Regions from separate parts of the Homo sapiens genome. Here region 1 is linked to region 2. Evidence: chromatin loops called from intact Hi-C (ENCODE). Cell type or tissue: dorsolateral prefrontal cortex. All regions are shown on one strand. Links, peaks and the distances in the headings refer to the core of each region. The heading gives the core; the rest is flanking DNA.

What was found. Hi-C counts contacts between places; a loop is a spot of excess contacts. Peaks named below come from ENCODE experiments on the same cell type or tissue, not always from the same donor. Only the 100,000 strongest peaks of a DNase experiment are listed, where the experiment ranks them.
Region 1: a loop joins it to region 2, with 5 times the contacts of the local background. A loop is called at or near these places in 4 of 110 quality-filtered maps.

The regions. Positions count from the first base shown.
Region 1 is chr11:20,664,794-20,675,648 of GRCh38, reverse strand. It overlaps NELL1 (neural EGFL like 1), which reads right to left and starts at 6,063. Exons shown (of 20, transcript NM_006157.5): 1 at 5,871-6,063. The coding sequence starts at 5,925. In dorsolateral prefrontal cortex, for the core only: CTCF peaks have their summits at 2,828 (motif pointing right) and 3,611; DNase peaks (open chromatin) are centred at 4,438, 5,549 and 5,980; H3K4me3 peaks cover 4,125 bases; H3K27ac peaks cover 2,903 bases; H3K27me3 peaks cover 5,457 bases.
Region 2 is chr11:22,290,530-22,301,384 of GRCh38, reverse strand. All of the region lies in intron 3 of SLC17A6-DT (SLC17A6 divergent transcript), which reads left to right. Among named protein-coding and RNA genes, the nearest start is that of SLC17A6-DT, 42 kb to the left of the region's middle. In dorsolateral prefrontal cortex, for the core only: no CTCF peak of the experiment used is centred there; no DNase peak of the experiment used is centred there.

The DNA.
Region 1 (10,855 bases), core at 1,424-9,423, 1.6 Mb after region 2:
CTTAAGGGCAGAAATTAAATTTCAGGGGACCTCCAAGTTGGTGTTTCTCTGGCCAGGAATTTGGAATGTGGTCTGGGGAACGTGCCCTTCACCAGACGCAAGAAGAAGGAAGCACCCCTGTCGCCCAAGTGCCTTTCACAGGCCTGGACAGATGGCAGGCAGGCTCTCAACTTAAGACCTGATTATCTAATGAGTTGATGCATGATCAATACTTTGGGTGCAATGAACTCTGAGCAATATGCATATCTGGGGATAGTATGAGATGACGGATGACATGCAAGCCCAGGAAACTTTCCAAAAGGACAGTGGTTGACTGAACATTGGCCTTAAATCTTTACCCCTCTCATATCCACAGCCTTTACTGAGTGGCTTTGCAGTTCCTTCCACTACAATGGGAGTAAACCTCCCCATCTCTTGATTTTGAGGCAAGCCATGTAACTTGTTTTGGCCATTGGGATGTTAGTAACATTATTCAGGCAGCGACTTGAATATGCTTGTGCAGTGGGGTTTGTTCTCGTCTACTTCCACATCATGATAAGAACATGTCCCGGCTGGTCCACTGGTCCAAGGAGACCTAGACATGTGGAGCGGGCAGCCTACCTGAGTTTGAAACCAAGCCCAGCCAAATGCAGCCTAGATAAGCCAACCCCAAACACAATTTACAGATATGTGAACCAAAATCAATGGTTTGCTTTAAGCCACTGAGTTTGGGGTTATTTGTTATACAAAATTATTATGACAATATTGACCGATGCAGGGACTAAAGACCTTCTACGATGGCATCCTTAAGACGCTCAAATCTCCCAGACTAAGAGCCCTGCAATTAATTGGGCAAGGCTTCAACCACCCAAACAAACTCTGTAGAACTAGCAGAACACCCCAATGGTATCCTTGAATCCCCACCCCCAAATGAGAACACAGTGCCCTCAATCCAGAAAGTATTGTGGAAACAACACTAAACTGAGATCCAGTTTCAGTCCAGTCTCTTCCCTCTACTAACCCTGTGCCCTTAAGAAAAGCATTCATTTATCAAGCCTCAGTTTCCTCATCCATAAAATAGGAACGTTAATACCTGCCTCCCTGAAGGGATTGCTGAAGCAGAGACTTCAGAACTCTAGTTCTCCATATCAGCGATAACACGGGTGGCTTCATATCTTCTGCTGTAGGAAATTTCATGTTTTGGGTTACCGTGTGTAAAAAGATACTGGTACCTGTTACACCAGACTCATGAGGACTCGGGGAAACTATATTCACACTTCAACAGCTCCATCTGGCACATAGGTGGTGCCCAGCTGGGGGTTGTTTCATCTGTCTTTAATAAGACCAGTTCTCCAGACCACTCCAGCTCCCTGGTCCTCAATTCCACTGGAATCATAAAAAAGGTACAGATGGCCCCTTTCCTCCCAGCCCTTATCCATGCCCAAGTGACTTAGAAGGGCCTCTCACGCTGGGTTTGCTAGTAAAATCCATATATGACATGTATATTCGCTCCCCAACTCCCTGCCCGCAACTCAAAAGTGAAGGAGCTTCTCTGGCTTTAAGATAAGTGTATTGCTTTTATTATGAAAACACCTCATAAAAACAGAGCCAAAAAAAGAGAAATCAATTAGGCTTCTGGATAGTTTTCTTCTCTGCCTTTAATTGGTCCCCACCAGGATGAAAATGCCTCGTGCCCATAGCAGGATGTATAAAGGATAGCATTTTGCATACTGCCTAGGGAATCAGAAAACCTATTAATAAGGCAGCATTGACATGGGCTGTCTTGAACCTTATGTAGTGTGAGTGTGGTCTCATAAAAAAAAAAAATGTATTGTTTCTGCTTCTTGTCCAAGCATGGAGCTCCTGCCCTTTCCTAGGAAACTCAATTAAAGTTCTCTACTTTGGACATAACGGCTCTACAAATGGCTAAAATTGGGAATTACAATTAAGCAAGATGAAAAGCTCCTGGGGAAGAAATATTTTAAAAACCTGGAAGGCAGCATGTCAATGTCACAGAGGCACTTGAGGCCTGACTAGGATTCAGAAACTCCACCCTAACAAAGATACCTGCTGCTACTGCTGCTATTGGCTGCTCCTCACCCCCACCCAGGGAATGCTCGGGCCCACAGCCCACTCAGTTCACCTTTGGGGTCCCAGACATAGGCTTTCCAGCAAATCCTCCTGGGTCTGGCTGACTTTAAATTTACTCCTGCTCATTGTCCATGGTGGAAGCTGTTTTCCTCTGGACCATGCAGACTAAAAAAATGCTCCAAGAGCTCATTTAACCACAGAATTTCACAACCACTTAATCAGGTTTGGGCCCCTGGGCACCTACGAAGGTCCTTAATACCCCAAAAGCAATTTTCTTGAAGAATATGCTCTATGCCTGTTCCAAGCTGGCCAGTATTTTCCATGATCCTTGGAGGCTGGGGGCTCATGTTCACAGTTCCATTATTCAATTCATAATTAATGATCCACCTGAGAGTTCCTTCCAAAAGAAAATCTCTTGGCCAGGCGCAGTGGCTCACACCTGTAATCTCAGCACTTTGGGAAGCCGAGGCGGGCAGATCACCTGAGGTCAGGAGTTCGAGACCAGCCTGACCAATATGAAGAAACTCCATCTCTACTAAAAATACAAAATTAGCTAGGCGTGGTGGTGCATGCCTGTAATCCCAGCTACTCGGGGGGGGGGGGGGGGGCTGAGGCAGGAGAATCACTTAAACCCAGGAGGCAGAGGTTGTGGTGAGCCGAGATCATGTCGCTGCACTCCAGCCTGGGCAACAAGAGCAAAACTCCATCTCAAAAAAAAAAAAAAAAATTCTCTCCTTTCCAGCAGGTGGCAGCAAAAGACATTCACTTGGTCAGTAGGGGCTTTGCAGGTGTAGGTACTCCCTTCACCCTCTGCCCTGGTGACCAAAACAAACTGGAAAGCAATGTGGGAATAATTATTGAGTTTTCAATTATTCACACTGCCAAAGCATTGGTGAAAACTCATAGAGATAGTGTGTTATTACTGCTATTATTGTAGCCTTCTAAATTTTCATTATTAGTGATGTACCTGAAAATCTCTGAATTATTTCTCAACCAGAAATAACAAGAACTGGAGAATGGCACCTCCCGTCTTGACTCCACTTTGCACTCTAAAACAAGTTCTCTGAACAAGGCAGATTTAAGCAGCTCCTCATGACACCTATCATTAGATCTTTTCATATGCAACTGTGTCTGCACTGCAGTCTTGCTTTAATTAAAATGTGCCTGATATCATCTACTCAGTTCCATTAAAAGCCGGTGATATCTGAGCAGCTCACTAAGTGAACCACATGTTTATTTCATCTAGGACTGTTAACAGCCCAGACAACAATTGTCCCACTTGACAAAGAAACTTTCAACGCAGCTGTTTGGATGCTGATAATCACAAGCCAGCCTTTGTTACCTAAGAAGAGGGTGGATGGATGATGTGGAAATGATTTCTGCACAGAATCAGAGGGCTGCCTCCAGAAAGCTACCGCTTATACCCTCTCAAGCTACAAGATACTTTAAGTGTACAAATTGAGAGGTAATTCCCCCGTCTCTCTGATTCTTCCGATAATGTGTGTAGAAGAAATATGCGGCCTCTAGTGTTCAAATAGTGCCAAGTGACATTGAGAACCCAAGCTCCCTAGGCAACAGCCACAACCAGTGGGTCAGATCCTTCCATGCTTCCCTGCCTTTGCTGAATCTGCTCCCTCTGCCAAGAATGCCTTCCCACTTTGTCCACCTGGAAAACTCCCTAGAAAGCCTTGAAGGTACATCTCTCAAATCCCTGACCACCACTCCTCCCTAGAATTAATTCAAACTGTCTCTCCTCCACATTTCCTTAATACAAACTTATACTCCTACCTCTCCACCACCCCCCCCATCAATCTGTAAAATTAAAATGCCTGCCAGTTTCTATCTAGATTCCCAGCTGAGCTTTAAGTTCCTAGAAGTCAAGGACTGTCATTTCCTCTTTGCATAAGAAATCCTGGCACCCAGCAAGACATCGTTTGTTGAATGAGTAAAGACATGAATGAATCTTCCCCTACAACGAAATTTTTACAAGATTTAAAGGGGATTGGAAGTGGAAAGAGGGAAAATACCTGTTCTTAAAGACCCCTTCCACAAGCAATGAACCCTGAAACACGTTCCATTCCGTGATAAGGGTACTTTGGCGACTTTTCAAAGGAGTAATGAGAACAAAGGATTTAGGCATATTCCGTAGTGATGTGCACTTAGGGATGTGAACTCACTAACGGGTTGCCCCCTCCCTACCTAGCTTCTTCCTGTCTGCGGTTCCTCTGTAAGATGTCCACGAGCACCAGACTCTCGCGCTCAGAGCCAGTAGCCCACGCTCTGCACTAGTCTTGCCTGTCCTGATCTTCCTGGGGTGCGCGCACTCCTTCAGCGTGTCCTGGTTTTAAAAGACTAACCCATCCGGATGGGCCTGAACTCAAGAAGCAACTATTCTAAGCTAGACTGAGCCTTGGCGTCTCCGCAGCCTGGGAAGCTCGGATAGAGGTAAGGAACGGAATGGGAGGTTTCTTTTGTCCCTTGAGAAATCCATATTCAACATTCTTAACCAGACGAAAGCCGCTGCCTGCTCAGTCCTGGGGAAGTGGGAAGGGCCCTCTGAAAGCTCCTAGACGCTAGATCTTCCAGCGGGCTAACTGCCAAAGAGGGGCGCCTGGGCGCAAGCGGAGGGAACTTTTGAGCCAACCAAGTGCAGACGCCCCTTCTTAGCCCTCTCCAGATGAACTTGCTCTTTGGCCTAGAGAGAAGGCCACGCCTCTAAAGAAGGAAATAAGGATGGTAAAGGGGGGAGAATAAAGGGAAAGGGAATGACCACACAGATTCTGGGGTGCAGCGCGTACGGAGGATGGCTGGGTAGGATTGCAAACCTCCGACACTCCCCCCAGTTGACAGGCCCTATTTTTGCCAATTTCCTACATCTCACCCCACCTCACCTCACCCCAGTCTCCCCGCATCTACTACTAGCTCTTTGAAGAAGGCGGCTGCAAGCCAGTCTCCGAACCCCAGGGGACTTTTGGGCAAGGGAGCCGGTGGAAGCAGAAGGAAGAAGATGCGCTGAGAGTCCTCACAACTGCGTCTCCGGAGGCAGAACGAAGTGGGGACTTCAGACAATCAAGCGTCATCCTTGCTCCCCCCTCCCCACACGGAACCCTGCGATTATGGCAAGAGAAAACTGGTTTGAGCTTGAGAAAATTTCCCCAGATTGTCTCCACTGCTCTATTTCCCTCAGATAATTGTTCGCCCAGCCCTTGGGAGCAAAGACAGGCGGAGGAGAATACTCCTGGAGTTCTCCTGGGTAGTCAGGAAGGCACAGGAGGAGATCGCGGGATCCCAGGGTTCTCCCGCAGCTCTCTGCCCTCGCCGCACCGCGCCCTCCCGGGCCCCGGCCGCGCCCGCCAGCCGGAAGCGCTCCCTCTGCGGGTGCGACTCCCGCAGCTACCCCTTCCCAGCCTGGCGGGGGTCGGCGAGAGTGGTTTCCACAGCACCTTACAAGTTCGGGAACTCGGGGCACGCGGGCCCGCCCTGCTGCGGGTTTCGACTCCCTGGGACGGAAAGCCGGTTACTAGCAGCAAGAGGGTGCGCCTACTCGGCCGCGCCCCTCACTCCTGCGCCCCTGAGGCCGGGTCCCCTGAGAAGGGGCACTCAACGGGGACATCTTCAAGCCCGTGAGTCCCTATTTTCACCCTGTCACTCCGAGCAGGGCAAAGAGATCCCAGGAACCGGTCCACGCTACCGCCGTTCCCCAGACCAGCGCAAAGCTCGGCTCCAGGTCTCCCCACGCCGCCGTGGTCTGTGGGCACCCCCATTTCCCGGATCCCTCTAACCGCCACAGTCATGCTTACCTGTCCTGGCAGTGCACACACAGAACCACACAACTAAAATCAAATCCATCGGCATCGCTCTCGAGGGTCCCCGCCTAGCAGGGGGCACCGAAGCTAGGTGGAAGCAAATGAGCCTGGATCCTGAGGCGCGCCTGGCTTGGAGCCGCCAAACTTGCTAGCGGGCGGCGGGGGAGGTGGCTCGGCAGCGCCGGGTGCTGCGCTCGCATATGCGCCCGGGAAGGCAGCCCCGGCCGCCCCGCCCCCAGCCCGCCCCCCACCGCTGGCGCGGCGGCGGCGGCGTGGGGCTCGGGGCCCGGCCCCCCGCTGCGGCTGCGTTCGTCTGGGAGCCCGGGCAGGAGCGCGGGGTTTGGCTACTGTGGCTTGTTGCGCTCCCCACTGGGGGCCGATTCCGTTCGCCTCCTTCGCCCGCAGAACTGCGAGGATCTGGACTGCAGGCGCCGCAGCCGCTATCACCCGGAGCACCGAAGTCGGAGTCCCAGGACCTGCGGCCGAAACGAGAGAGCGGGAGGCGCACGGCGCCCCCACGGCTTCACGCGCTCCAGCCCCTCCGAGCCGCAGTCGCCAATGTTGCCCTCTTTACTTCCGCACCGCGGTGGGGGCTGCCGAAGTTGCCACAGTTCATCCCCGCCGAGTCGAAAAGCCGCCGAGCCCTCGCGGGTGGGTATTTTTCCTCGGGGGAACCCAGACCGAGGCGGCGCCACCGAGCGCGCACGGACCCCCTCGGAAAACAATTACTCGGGATTCGCTCTGTCAACTGGGTGGGGAGGGACCTGAGGGGGATGATGGCTGAGTCCCTGCTCACCGCCTGTACCTTCTGTCTCCTCTCTCCTGTTGAACCCCTATGACTGAGTACTCTCTTTGTGGGTGCAGGAAGAGGGCGCTGAGGTGGGGGTGCAGAAAAGGGGTCCTCGAGGCGGAGCGAGCTGTGGTTGGGGTTTGGGAAGTCTATTTGCAAACCTTCTCATTCTGCAGGGCAGATGCTGCCACATAGGGGTAATTCCTAACCATCTTTTTTTCTTTCTTGCGTGATTTTCTTAATGGTATTATCAAAAGCCCACTCTTCTTTCATAGTCACATTTTGGCCCCATGTGCAATTCCTCCGGGACCTCCACCTTCTTTTCCCTCTCCCACCACAACATTCTCTGGAGAGAAAAGCTGGGCTGGGCTTTGTTTTCTACTTGCCGGCAAGAAGAGAATGGGTCCTCTCCCCTCTATGCGACCCTTTCAGGACCTGACCTTCCCTATGAAGATCCCCCAAATTTAAGACTTCTGTCCCACTTCCTATTTGTCCTACTAACACCTAGGAACGTTATTTATAACTGGATATGTAGAGTCATGAAATCTGAAATGACAGCCTCTGATTTATACCAAATGAACTCCACTTAGCTTGCTCAGTCTTCCCACTCTCTCTGAAGCCCCCGCTCCCCCTCACCAGCAGTACTCCTTTGATATTCACAACAGGGATCCCAGAGGAGTCCAAGGAAACCTCAGAACAGCCGTCCCTCGTTTCCTGGAAACCAATTCCAACGTTTCAGAATCCTCTTCACTAATAAGAACGTGCCCTTCTCACTTGCACCCACTTTCACTTCCTATATCCTTAACCCCTACACAACTTTGACCCCAGGAGCCCCAGTGAAGTTCACCAAATCAGCGCAGCTTATTAAGAGAGAAGGCTTTACTAGCATGCTGTTCTGGTCTCTGCCCTATTTTTCTGGATATTTCTGTGTGCAAGCCACTGTCCCATTTGGCCCTTTATGTTGTGGTCCTTTGGCAGATGAAAAAGAAAGTGAACAAGCAGGTAAATTCCAGCTCAAGAAGTCTACTGCACAATCCAGAAGTTGAGCTGAATGATTAAGAGGTAAACTGATGTCAGCTGACTCCAACTCAGATTCGGCTAAGACCCAAAGGAAATCTGTCTGCCTTGACTCTGTATTTTCACTAACAGAGTCCACGTGTTTTTCCTTCCACCCGGAGCGTGTTGCATTTAAAGCTAACATTAAAATCACACATCTTGAAGAGAATAGGATTTCCCAAGTCTTGTTGGGCCTTGTGGACAAGGACACCATACACCATGTTGTATTATAAGAGCCATTTCCTGTCTCTCCTCTGCAGTCTTTAAGTACACCTCAGCAGGAACAGCCTTGAGTTGCTTTGGACTGTTGTTTCCAAGGCCCTTTTATTGATTTCAGAAAGCCCAGAATCCTTAAAAGTACAGTGACCCCAGCAAGGGGAAAAGGTGGTCTGGGTAAGATCTTCAGAGCTCTCTATCTTTAAAGTCTCTGTGTAATTAGCTGGTCCTGTGGGATGGGACTTTTAGCTTGTTCCATTAAAAAATAAAGCAAGACATATGTTCTGTCATAGCTTTGCAGCATAACATCCATTAACAGTAACAAGAGTTAATCTCAACAAGGTCATAAATCTTTTCTAGATAACTAAGTACTGCAATCTCCTCCTATAAGTGCAACCCTTGAGTGGGGATTTTGAGTGTGTAGGTCTGTTAAGCTAAGGTGACCTTCATAGAATGGGCCCAGCAAGTTTCTCTAGTGACAATGAAGGGACACATGGCTATGTATGTACTTGGTGGTGGAATGTTACAGTGAGACCTGTGTTCGGTGGAAGCCACACTGAAACATCTTACCTGATGCCAGATCCCAAGTCCACCCTCCCCTTCAGGATGGCCTACCTCCATGGGTTCTTCAGGAGCCAGTAGTTGTCTTTGATTATCCCTCTGCCTCTTCTTCCTGACCTCTAAATGTTGGAGAGCCCCAGGACTCACTCCTCAACCCTTCCCTTCCCGCCACACTCCCTCCCTATTAAGCTCATCCCACCTCATGGATTTAAATATCTGTGCAGGGATGACTCTCAAATATGCATCTCTATCCCCAGCCTCTATTTTGAACCCCAGGCCTACATCTCTAACTACCTATTAGACATCTTGAATATAATATGGCCACATCATCAAAATTAAAAACATTTGCACTTCAAAGTACACCATCAATGAAGTAAAAAAAACAACCGATGGAAAAGTATCTTTGCAAGACATATCTGATTGGAACTTGTATCTACTAAAAAACTATTACAACTAGATAATACAAGACAATAAAAGGTCCAATTTGCAAATAGGCAAAAGATCTGAATAGATATTACTCCAAAGTATATATACAAGCGGCCAATAAAGACATGAGAAGATGTTCGACATCATTAGCCATCTGGGAAATGCAAGTCAAAACTACAGTGAGATATCACTTCACATCCACTAGGACGGCTAGAATAAAATAGATAATAAATGTTGGTGAGGATGTGGAGAAATTGGAACTCATATACTGCTAGTTAGAATGTAAAGTGTTCTTTAAACAGTTAAACATAGAGTTGCTGTACAGCAACTCTATCCCTAATATCCACACAAGGTAAATGAAAACATATGTCCATATACTAACTTGTACATAAATGTTTAGAGCATTATTCAAAATAGCCAAAAAGTAGGAACAACCTAAATGTCCATTGACAAATAAGTGGATAAATAAAATGTGGTATGCCTATATAATGGAATATTATTCAGCAATAAAAAGACATGAAGCATTGACACATACTACAACATTGACCTTGAAAACCTCACACTAAGTGAAAAAAAGCCTGTCACAAGGGACCATATATTATACAATTTCATTTCTATGAAAAGTCAGGAGGCAAATATATAGAGACAAAACATCTGATTAGTGGTTGTCTAGGGCTTGGGGCCAGGGAGGTAGGATTAGGGGGTAATGGCTCAAAAGTGTAGGGGCTATTTTTGAGGTAATGAAAAGGCTCTAAATTTGATTGTGGTGATGGATGTAAAACTCTCACATATATTCACAATATAGTAAAAACCATTGAATTGTATACTTTAAATGGGTGGATTGTATGGTATGTGAATTATATCTCAAGCTGTTTTTTAAAATACTTTAATGATCATGACAAAAAATTGTAATATGGCCAACTAAGGACTTTTGACTTTTCCCTTGTCTTAAATTTCCACTGCTGACTTCTACGGACATGGCATGAGCCTTCACCAAGTGCTCCAGCTACATAACCCAGGGTCATCCTTGACTTGCTTGCCCTTAGCCCCCACACACAAGGCATCAAGCCCTGTCAGTATACCTTAAAGAAAAATCCCCAGTCAAATTTCTCTTCTCACCAGGTCTCCTCCCACCTTCCTCCAACCCATCATTATCTCTCCCATAGCCTACAGCTATAGACTCTCAATGCTTCTCTCTGCCTCCATTCTTGCCCCGTATAATTCAGTCACCTCCACCTTCAGCAGTCATAGTCTGTGTTTTGTAACATGTATCATATCACACTCCCTTGCTCAAAACTCCTCCTGGAGTTTTCCATCATATTTTAGTAAAATCCAAACATCTTATATCACCCCTGCTTCTCCTCCCAGGTCCCTCTCTCCCCATTCTCCCCCTAACTCACTCCAGTGTTTCTTGTTCCTTAAACATTCCAAGTTCATACCATCCTCATGATCTTTGCACTTGCTGTCCCCTCTACCTGGAAGGTTCACTTTTCACTGACTCAAATCTCGTCTCAATGTCAGCTCTTTGAGGAGACCTTGCCTAAAGAAGCTTCTCACTTTACTCCCAACATTCTCTGCCTCCTTACCCTGCTTTATTTTTTAGAGTGCTTGTTATTGTCTAAAATAATATGATTTATATGTTTACTTATTCGTTCTGTCCCCCCCACACACACAATATAATGCAAGCTCCACAAGAATAGGAATTTTGTCTTTCTTGTTCACCAACGTATATTTCCACCTAGAACAGTGCCTAGCACATTTTAGGAGCTCATTAAATGTTGTTGAATGAATGAATCAATGCATGTTCTGCCAGGAAGCAGCATGGAGAATGAACTCTTCTCATTGGCTGTCAGCATGGCAACAGTCAGAAGGCCTTGTCTCTCTGTCCCCCAGAGTTGCTCCACTGCTGACTCTATGTGGGGCAGCAGAC
Region 2 (10,855 bases), core at 1,431-9,430:
CCATACTTATAACAGTCAGAGGTATTGAAAAGGTATGCCTGGAAAACATTGTTCCTCATCATTCCTTCTACCAAATATTTATTCTATTCTCATCATTTCCTGTAGGTAAGTAATATCATTAGTTTCTGGTTTATTCTTCTATTTCTTTTGCAAAAATTAGCAGATATACGATACACATATATATTTGTTTTTTATCCAATTCGCTTTTGTACCAAGTGTAGCACACCACAGGACCTCTTTTGGATTTTGCTTTTCTCACATAACTGTGTATCTTGCAAATCATTCCATATCCATTCAGACAGATCTCTTTATTCTTTTTTACACAACTGAATAATATTCCATTGTGTGGATGTGTTACAGTTTACTTAAGCACTCACTGTTCTATGTATGAACATTTATACTGTTTTTAATATTTTGCAATTATAAACAGTGTTGTAAAGAATAACCTATTGCATATGTATTTTTGTATTGTTCAAGATATGTCTTTAGGATAGATTTCTAGAAGAAGAAATGCTAGGTGAAAAAAATAAATGCATATGTAGTTTTGTTGGGTGTTACAACCATGATAATATTTCACAAACCTTGAAATAAAAAGAAATTAAAATCAATCAGGATGTAGAATAGAACCCCCAAATGGAATAAAAGCAAAACGATAGGCCGGGCACGGTGGCTCACACCTGTAATCTCAGCACTTTGGGAGTTGGAGGTGGGCGGATCATGAGGTCAGGAGATCTAGACCATCCTGGCTAACACGGTGAAACCCCGTTTCTACTAAAAGTACAAAAAATTAGCCAGGCGTGGTGGTGGGCGCCTGTAGTCCCAGCTACTCGGGAGGCTGAGGCAGGAGAATGGCGAGAACACAGGAGGCAGAGCTTGCAGTGAGCCGAGATCGCGCCACTGCACTCCAGCCTGGGCAACAGAGCGAGACTCCGTCTCAAAAAAAAAAAAAAAAAAAAAAAAAAAATGCTAAACGATAAATTATCTTCTCAGTGGGTTGTACAGTTTATATCTCACTAGGAACATAAAAGAGTGCCTTTTTCCCCATAGCCTCATAAAAAGTTCGTCATCAAACTTAAATGTTTACAAATCTGATAGGTGAAAAATGCTGCCTCAGTGTTGTTTCAATTTGCATTCCTCTAATTATAAGTTCAACACTTTTCATATATTTGAGGACCATTTTTATATATTTTTCATTAATTATCTGTTCATTTCTTTGTCCCATTTTTTCTATAGGCCCTCAGTCCTCTGTACTTTAATTTTTAGGGTTCTTTATGAAATAGAGATATTTGTCCTTTGTCTAAGTTGCAAATATTTTCTCCCAGTTGGTCATTTCCCTTATGGTACCTTTGTAATGCATTTTTAAAATTTTTTACAAAATCAACTTTACCAATCTTTTGCCAATCCAGTGTCTTTGGATTTTGAGTCATGGTTATGAGGCTCTTTTGAAGTAGCACATTCTTTGAACTCCCTTCCTTGCATTCTGTGTTCTGACCTGCCCAGACACTTTTCGAGTATTTTTAGGCTTTGATGTACTCAATTTGGGGGCAGCACTTTTACATCAACCTTAGGCCCCTTTGATAGCTTTCATTTTGTCTTCCCTGTGGTTTTTCCATTTGTTTGTTTCTGGTCTAACTTCGTTCACAGTAAAGCCTTGCTGTAGGATGGGTGTAGAGCAGGAATATGAAAGATCATTAACTGGGATTTGGCGACTTCTCTACCTTTACTCACAGTTAATGTGAAATTTCAACCATTCTCTTTCTTCAAGATATGCTAAAGCATGCATTTTGTATACAGTTACTTTTCTCTTTTTGCTGTTTTGTATTGTTTTGGAAGAAAATATTGACAGACTGGTGGCACTACTATTATCTTCAGCTACCCTGAAGTCTATAGTTTGTGTCACTTTTTAAATATCAATATTATATCAAGGCTCATGTTCTCTTTTAATCTACAACTGCATTCCTCCTCCATTTTTCATTACTTTTTTTTTATGGCTATAGGTCTTATAGGAGTATACTATATTCTGCATTGGTTTCATTGTTCCTCACCGTGTTTGTGCTTCTATGTCCTAGAGTTCCTATAAACTAGAAGTCTAAACATACCTCAGATGTTATGCTCTGTACTATATTTTTATATCTTATTGTATAATATGATCTTAAGTTGTTCCACAATTAGTGATGCTAAGTTTGATGATCAGGAAAAGGTGGATAACCATAAGATTTTTCCATTGTAAAAATACATAGTTTTCTTTGCAATTAGCAAGCGGTATGTGAAGTGATACTTTGGCACCATGTAAATATTCTCTGCTCACAAACCCTTTTACTATATAGTATATTTAACAATTAATGACAATACTTTCACAGATAATACATGAGAGGACTGCAAAATAATGATTTTTTTTTCTTTTTTTTGAGACAGAGTTTTGCTCGTGTTGCCCAGGCTGGAGTGCAATGGCGCTATCTCCGGCTCACGGCAAGCTCGCCTCCCGGGTTCAAGCCATTCTCCTACCTCAGCCTCCCGAGTAGCTGGGATTACAGGCATGTGCCACCACACTCGGCTAATTTTGTATTTTTAGCAGAGATGGAGTTTCTCCATGTTGGTCAGGGTGGTCTCGAACTCCCAACCTCAGGTGATCCGCCTGACTCGGCCTCCTGAAGTGCTGGGATTACAGGCATGAGCCACCTCGCCCGGCCCAAAATAGTGATTTTTAAAATCACTTCTTCCAAGTTTATTAGCCGACATTCTTTAAGTTTTCTAAGTGTTTTATAGACCCAATATATATATATATTCAATGTGCTGTAATCATATATAGTTAGTATGTTTTTTGATGCTCAGACTTTCTCAACTTTGGCCATAAGGCTCTCCTTCAGGCTGACTCTGTGTGTGTGTGTGTGTGTGTGTGTGTGTGTGTGTGCGCGTTTGTGTTGAGCCAGAGTCTCGCTCTGTCACCCAGGCTAGAGTGCCATGACATGATCTTGGCTAACTGCAACTCCCCTCCCCGCCCCCTCCCCATAAGCCCCAACCTGGCTCAAGAGGTCTCCCACCTCAGCCTCCCAAATACCTGGGACTATAAGTGAGCGCCACCACACCTGGGTAATTTTTGTAGTATTTTGTAGAGACAGGGTTTTGCCACATTGCACAGGCTTGTCTCAGACTCTTTTGACGTGATCCATCAGTGCTTAAATTTTCCTTTCTCCTTAAAAATGAATTTAAGGTTTATCTTATTTTCTTCCATAAACTTGGAGTCAATCTCTTTTTTTTTTTTTTTTAATGGGGAGACCTATTTAGAAGCCAAGATCTGGGTGCTACATGTCCTTATTTATAATAGGTTCTAATTTCTTCTTGACACTTTCAGTAGATATATGCAAGACATTAAATAATCATGAGTTCATGTGGACAGTTCTCTTTCAAATTTAATATTACAGCTTAAAAAACTGATTTTACATTTTTATTTTTTAATTGATAATTTTCATTCCTAATATAAACATATTTATGTGTTTGTATAAATGAAATAGTTTCAAACTCAAAATACCAACATTTCTACCAACAATAAAACTACAGAGTGAAGTTTGCGGTATCTTTGCAGTTCTTTTTATATTTAGAACATACCGCACTAAGGATACACAGAATTCTATGCACCAAATCACTTGAAATAATTATTTTTCTTTTGTTCAGTTTGTTTAATTTCCAACATATAGTGTGATTTTTTTAAAAAATTTTGATCTCTCTTTTTTATGTTTAAAATATTTACAGGGTTCAAAAATCAAAACATTACTATCAAAGAAGATGTATTTCCATTTTTATTTTTAAGGGTCCATCTACCACCCTTAGGTAACAATTTATATTAGAGGTTTCTTTCTTTCTTTGTAATTGACAAGTGAAGTGTGCATGTATTTATGGTGTCCAATATAATGCTTTAATATAGGTATGCATTGTGGAATGACTCTATCAAGCTATTCTACATAGACATTATCTCACATACCTTTTTTGTGGTGAAAACACTTAAAATCTACTCTCTTAGCAATTTTCAGCTACACAATATATTTATTAGCTCATTGCCATGACATACAACAGGTCTCTTAAATTTACGTCTCCTGTCTAACTTCATGTTCCTTGATCTACATCTCCCCAATACCCCACCTGCCCCAGCCTCTGGTAACCACCATTTTACTCTCTCTTCCTATGAGTTCAACTATTTTATACTACACTTATAAGTGAGATCATGTAGTATTTGTCTATTTATTCCTGCCTTATTTTTCTTGACATAATGTCATCCCAGTTCATTCATGTTGTAGCAAGTGGCAGGATTTCTTTCTATTTTAAGGATGAATAGTATCACGTTGTGTTTATATACTACATTTTCTTTATCCATTCTTCCAATGATAGACACTTAGATTTATTCCATATCTTGGGTATTGTGAACGGTACTGCAATGAACATAGGAGTGCAGATATCTCATTGACATACTGATGTCATTTTCTTTGGATACATATCCAGTAGTGGGATTGCTGGATCATATGATAGTTCGATTTTTAATGTTTTGAGGAGCTTCCATACTGTTTTCCGTAATGGCTGTCCTAATTTACACTCCACCCCCAACAGTGTGCAAGTGTTCCCTTTTCTCCACATTCTTGATAACACTTGTTATCTCTTCTCTTTTTGATAACCATTTGACAGGTTTGAGGTAATATGTCATTGTGATTTTAATTTGCACTTCTCTTATGATCAGTGATTTTGAGCATTTTTCATATATCTGCTTTCCATTTGTATTATTCTTTTGAGAATGTCTATTCAGATCCTTCACCTATTTTAAAAATCTAGTGATCTGTTCCTTACTATTGATTTGTTTGCATTCCTTATATATTTTTAGATGCCAATCTCTTATCATATGCATGATTTGCAAGTATATTCTCCCATTTTATCATATTAGTTTTTTGTTTATAATTCCAGTATTTATTTTTTCCTTCACAGTTCTTTAGTGTGTATTTCCTGTAAATACAGTTTCTGTAGAAACTCAATACAACCTTCAAAATTAGGATATTAACATTGACACATTTCTCCAATTTAATCCTCAGATAATGTTCAAGTATTACCAATTACACCAATCTTGGTTTTTGTAGCAAAAACATCTGGGTCATAATGACACGTTGTGTTTGCCAAATTTGTCAAATTTCTTCAGTATACTTTGATCTGGGATAGTTCGTTAGTCTTTTCATGAGTTTTATGTCTTTGCTACTTTGAGAATTAGAGTTATTTAGTAGAACGCCCTTCGGGTTGGGTTTGTTCAATGTTTATTCATGATTAAATTCAGGTTATGCATTTTAAAGCTGGCTCCTATATTCTTTTTACAACACGTTGAATCATCCTTTGAGAATTTTCTTGCTTTCTAGCATAACGAAATGTTTCAGGGTCACCTTGGACATTGCCTGCCCCCGTCTTGCCATTTTGTATGTGAGTGTATGTACTCACATTTATATTTATTTCTATATCTACATATGAAAAATCCTTAGTTCTATCCATTACCTCCAATTTCAAACACGAGAGGAGTCGTTCTAGGGTTCTCCTTTAGAGATCTGTAACTCCCATCTCCAACTGACTATATCCTTAGTGTTTTCACATACTTGATTAAGCCTTTTTATATAACCTATCTCTCCCATCACTCCTACCACCTCTACCACCCCTTCCTCAATGTGCATGACCTCCTCATTCCTCTCTGAGCCCCAAACCTCAAATCAGCCACCACTATCACAGCCTGCAAGAATGGCGTCCCATCCTCGTAATGCTTCACATTGTTTCCGACACTTCCAGATAATTTGGCTACCTGTGTGAGTCGCAGCTCACCCCGTCCAGCTCCATCACACTATGTCAGGTCATGACAAGTTCCCTTCCCTCAGCCCAGTGTCAGGACTATGTGGGTACTCTCTTCACATCAGTTGGGCCCCAAAACTCCATGTCATGTTACCAGCATGTGTATCCACACTCCTTGCCACAATCTGACTCTCATTTCTTCCTCCAGGCTACACTTTTTCAGGGATGTGATCATCACCGGGTTTGGGCTCTGACTCTCTATGCTGGCTTGGCATTGCATAGATGCCCTCCTCACCCTTTTAGGATCTAATACCTACAGCCAGGACCACCTTCATCCTGTGTGAATGCACTTATGCCATTCCTACCATTCCTGGACTAACTCCCCGAATCAAGCTGTTCTCCCATGAATTCACCAACCTCACTCTGTTTGGGCTTTGAGACCCCTACTCTGGGTGCCCCTTTTTTGGCAAAGTCTGTTTGGGCTTTGTGACCCCTACTCTGGGGTGCCCCATTTTTGACAAAGTCTCTTTGATCTGCTTGGCCTTTGAAACCTCACGCTGAGTCACCCCTCTGCGTGAATTTTTTTCACACACTTGAATTCTCTAAAAACAGTGATTTAGCTGATTCCAACAAATTTGAAAATGTAAATATTCATTTTTATTTTCAAATGTTATCTAATATGCATTGAGATTTCTTCTCTGATCCATATATATTGAGAACTGTGTTTTGCTTGCTTAGTTTCCAAACATTTTGGTGATTTTCTAGTTATCTTTCTGCTATTGAGTTCTAGTTTAATTCACTATAGTCAGAGAAATACTCTAAATGACTTCAGTCCTTTGAAATTAATTTCATCTGCCTTAAGGTCCAGGATATGTTTCATTTTGGAAATCTTCCATGTACACTTAAAAATGTGCATGTTGCCATTGTTGCATGTTATTTGTCATGTTTGTATGTATATATATGTGTGTGTATATACATTATATATGCATATATATGTATTTGTCAGTTGTCAAATTGATTGATTGTACAGTTTAAATATTCCATATCCTATTGCATTTGTTTCTGGTGGTCTATCAGTCATTAAGAGCATGTTAACATCTCCAGATAAAATGGAGGGTTTGGCCAGGCGTGATGGCTCACACCTGTAATCCCAGCACTTTGGGAAGCTGAGGTGGGCAGATCACGAGGTCAGGAGATCAAGACCATCCTGGCTAACACGGTGAAACCCCGTCTCTACTAAAAATACAAAAAAATTAGCCGGGCGTGGTGGCGGGCACCTGTAGTCCCAGCTACTCGGGAGGCTGAGGCAGGAGAATGGCATGAACCCGGGAGACGGAGCTTGCAGTGAGCCGAGATTGCGCCACCGCACTCCAGCCTGGGCGACAGAGCCAGACTCCAATTCAAAAATAAATAAATAAATAAAAAATGGTGGGTTTACCATCTCTCAGTTCTGTCAACATTTCTTGATACGTTTTCCTGTATGTTATTAAATACATGTTTAGATTAGTTATGCATTCTTCTTAAATTCATCACTTTATCATTATACAATATCTCAATCTCTACTATTACACCTTGCCTCACATTCTACTTTGTCTGATGTTAGTATAGATCAATTTTATCTTATTTTAGTGTTTCCAAGGAATTTTTTTTTTCCACATTATGTTCATTTCAACCCTTCTGTGTCTTTATATTTAATGTCTCCACAGAAAGTACTGAAATTTTACCAGGGCTTTCTATACTTGCTAGACCCTAAATATTTCTCCCAAGATATAAATCTGTTGAAAGCTCCACAGAACCTCCCTTTCAGCCTTTTTTTTACCTCTTGAATCTACAGTTTCCTCAAGGGAAAATATTGTCACAAAAAACAGGCTTACTTCTCTGCTTTTCTCTCCTAGTTATTGTTTCTATAAAAACCCTTTGTCTTATATTTTTCGGATGCTTTTAATCATTTTAAAAAACATGTTACCCAGTTTTTCTAGTGGTTCTTGGGGTTGCAATAGTCTGAAAAACTGAGCTATTATTGCTGGAATTGTGCTTTCTTATTGCTAATTATAAAGAGAACAAGTCTAATATGTTCCCATTAAGGATATTGTTTTCTGTATACTTTTCATTAACTTCTCCTCTTAAAATGATTTTCCCTTCCTTTTACTTTGTTTATATTTCTGTTCTCTAACTTCTTTAGATGCTTCTTTTTCCTGTCTTTTTTTAATAGCCTAATTAAATGCTATACAGTTCTTCTAAAACCACCACAAAATATATTTAGTGTATCCCACAAAATTTGAGCTGTACAGTATTTTTGGTACAATGTAATTAAAAATTATCTTCTAAACTTTGCTTTGATTACTTTTTTGTGTTATTTCAAGATTTGTTACATAATTTTTGTAGCCATCTTTTTATTTTTTATAATTTCATTTTATTGTGGACAGAGAAAATCATCTGATTTATATTGGTCATTTGAAATTTGCTGTTTTTTGTTGTTGTTGTTGTTTGTTTTTTGGGTGGGGCTTGGTATTTGACCAGATTTTGTTAGTGTTTAGAATGTACTTGTAAAGAAATTCCTTTTCCTTATTGAGCACAACATTTAATGAAAGCACATTGTGTGTGTTTTATTAATCATTTTCTTCAAATGGCCAGTAGCCTTACTAAGTGAAGCTGGAACTGCACTGCCCAGAAGTCTTTTCTTTATCTGGTATCAGGTTAGATTTGCACAAGAAGCAAACAGAGGTGAAGCAACAGAAAGACTTCTTTCTGGTCTTTGAGGACAGATGTGATAAAGGACATGCAAATTGGAGTCTAGTGGGCTCTATGCTCTCCTCACTCTTTTTCACTCCATGTCCAACTATTCCTGACCAGCAGCGCGCTCCAAGTTTGTGTATGATTCTTGGCTGCAGATTCATAGAAAGAATAGCTAGACATACGTGTGCATGTGTCTTTATAGCAGCATGATTTATAGTCATTTGGGTATATACCCAGTAATGGGATGGCTGGGTCAAATGGTATTTCCAGTTCTAGATCCCTGAGGAATCGCCACACTGACTTCCACAATGGTTGAACTAGTTTACAGTCCCACCAACAGTGTAAAAGTGTTCCTATTTCTCCAAATCCTCTCCAGCACCTGTTGTTTCCTGACTTTTTAATGATCGCCATTCTAACTGGTGTGAGATGGTATCTAATTGTGGTTTTGATTTGCATTTCTCTGATGGCCAGTGATGATGAGCATTTTTTCATGTGTTTTTTGGCTGCATAAATGTCTTCTTTTGAGAAGTGTCTGTTCACGTCCTTCACCCACTTTTTGATGGGGTTGTTTTTTTCTTGTAAATTTGTTGGAGTTCATTGTAGATTCTGGATATTAGCCCTTTGTCAGATGAGTAGGTTGCAAAAATTTTCTCCCATTTTGTAGGTTGCCTGTTCACTCTGATGGTAGTTTCTTTTGCTGTGCAGAAGCTCTTGAGTTTAATTAGATCCCATTTGTGAATTTTGTCTTTTGTTGCCATTGCTTTTGGTGTTTTAGACATGAAGTCCTTGCCCATGCCTATGTCCTGAATGGTAATGCCTAGCATTATTCACAATAGCAAAGACTTGCAACCAACCCAAATGTCCAACAGTGATAGACTGGATTAAGAAAATGTGGCACATACACACCATGGAATACTATGCAGCCATAAAAAATGATGAGTTCATGTCCTTTGTAGGGACATGGATGAAATTGGAAAACATCATTGTCAGTAAACTATCGCAAGAACAAAGAACCAAACACCGCATATTCTCACTCATAGGTGGGAATTGAACAATGAGCTCACATGGACACAGGAAGGGGAATATCACACTCTGAGGACTGTTGTGGGGTGGGGGGATGGGGGAGGGATAGCATTGGGAGATATACCTAATGCTAGATGACGAGTTAGTGGGTGCAGCGCACCACCATGGCACATGTATACATATGTGAGTAACCTGCACAATGTGCACATGTACCCTAGAACTTAAAGTATAATTTAAAAAAAAAAAAAAAAGAATAGCTAGACAATTGTAACACTTCCCCATAGACTTCTTCATTAGTTTTCCTTCCTAGTCTCACTTTAGCACATCACATGGATATCTCTGCAAGCTTCAACTTCTCTACCCATGGCAGTGTTTCAGGAGAGCTGAATGGTTCTTCTTCTCTGACTCTCTGTATTAGTCCATTTTTATACTGCTGTGAAGAAATACCCAAGACTGGGCAATTTATTAAAAAATAAAGAGTTTTAATGGACTCACAGTTCCACATCGCTGGGGAGGCCTCAAAATCATGGTGGAAGGTGAAGGAGAAGCAAAGGCATGTCTTATATGGCAGTAGCCAAGAGAGCATATGCAGGGGAACTGCCCTTTAAAAAACCATCAGATCTTGTGAGACTTATTCATTACCATGAGAACAGCATGGGAAAAACCCATCCCCATGATTCAGTTACCTCCTACTGGGTCCCTCTCAGGACACATGGGGATTATGGGAGCTATATTTCAAGATGAAATTTGGGTGGGGACACAGCCAAACAATATTACCCTCCAAATCTTTCTTCCAGACCGTTGCTTTCCAGTTTCTTTCACAATTTCAAAAGGCCTGTTTTCTATAAACAACCCTTTATTCCATAATATTCCTAACAGATTTGCTTTCTTGATTAAATCTTGTACATTAAACTATTTATTCTATTTGTTCTTAGAATGTGATATATCCACCATAATTTCTGTCCAGTCTACACCTTTATTTTCCTAAATATATTGGAAAAGCAAATTAATTTACTACTTCCTTTTTTTTTCTTTTTTTTCTTTTATTATACTTTAAGTTTTAGGGTACCTGTGCACATTGTGCAGGTTAGTTACATACGTATACATGTGCCATGCTGGTGTGCTGCACCCACTAACTCGTCATCTAGCATTAGGTATATCTCCCAATGCTATCCCTCCCCCCTCCCCCCACCCCACCACAGTCCCCAGAGTGTGATATTCCCCTTCCTGTGTCCATGTGAACACATTGTTCAATTCCCACCAATGAGTGAGAATATGCAGTGTTTGGTTT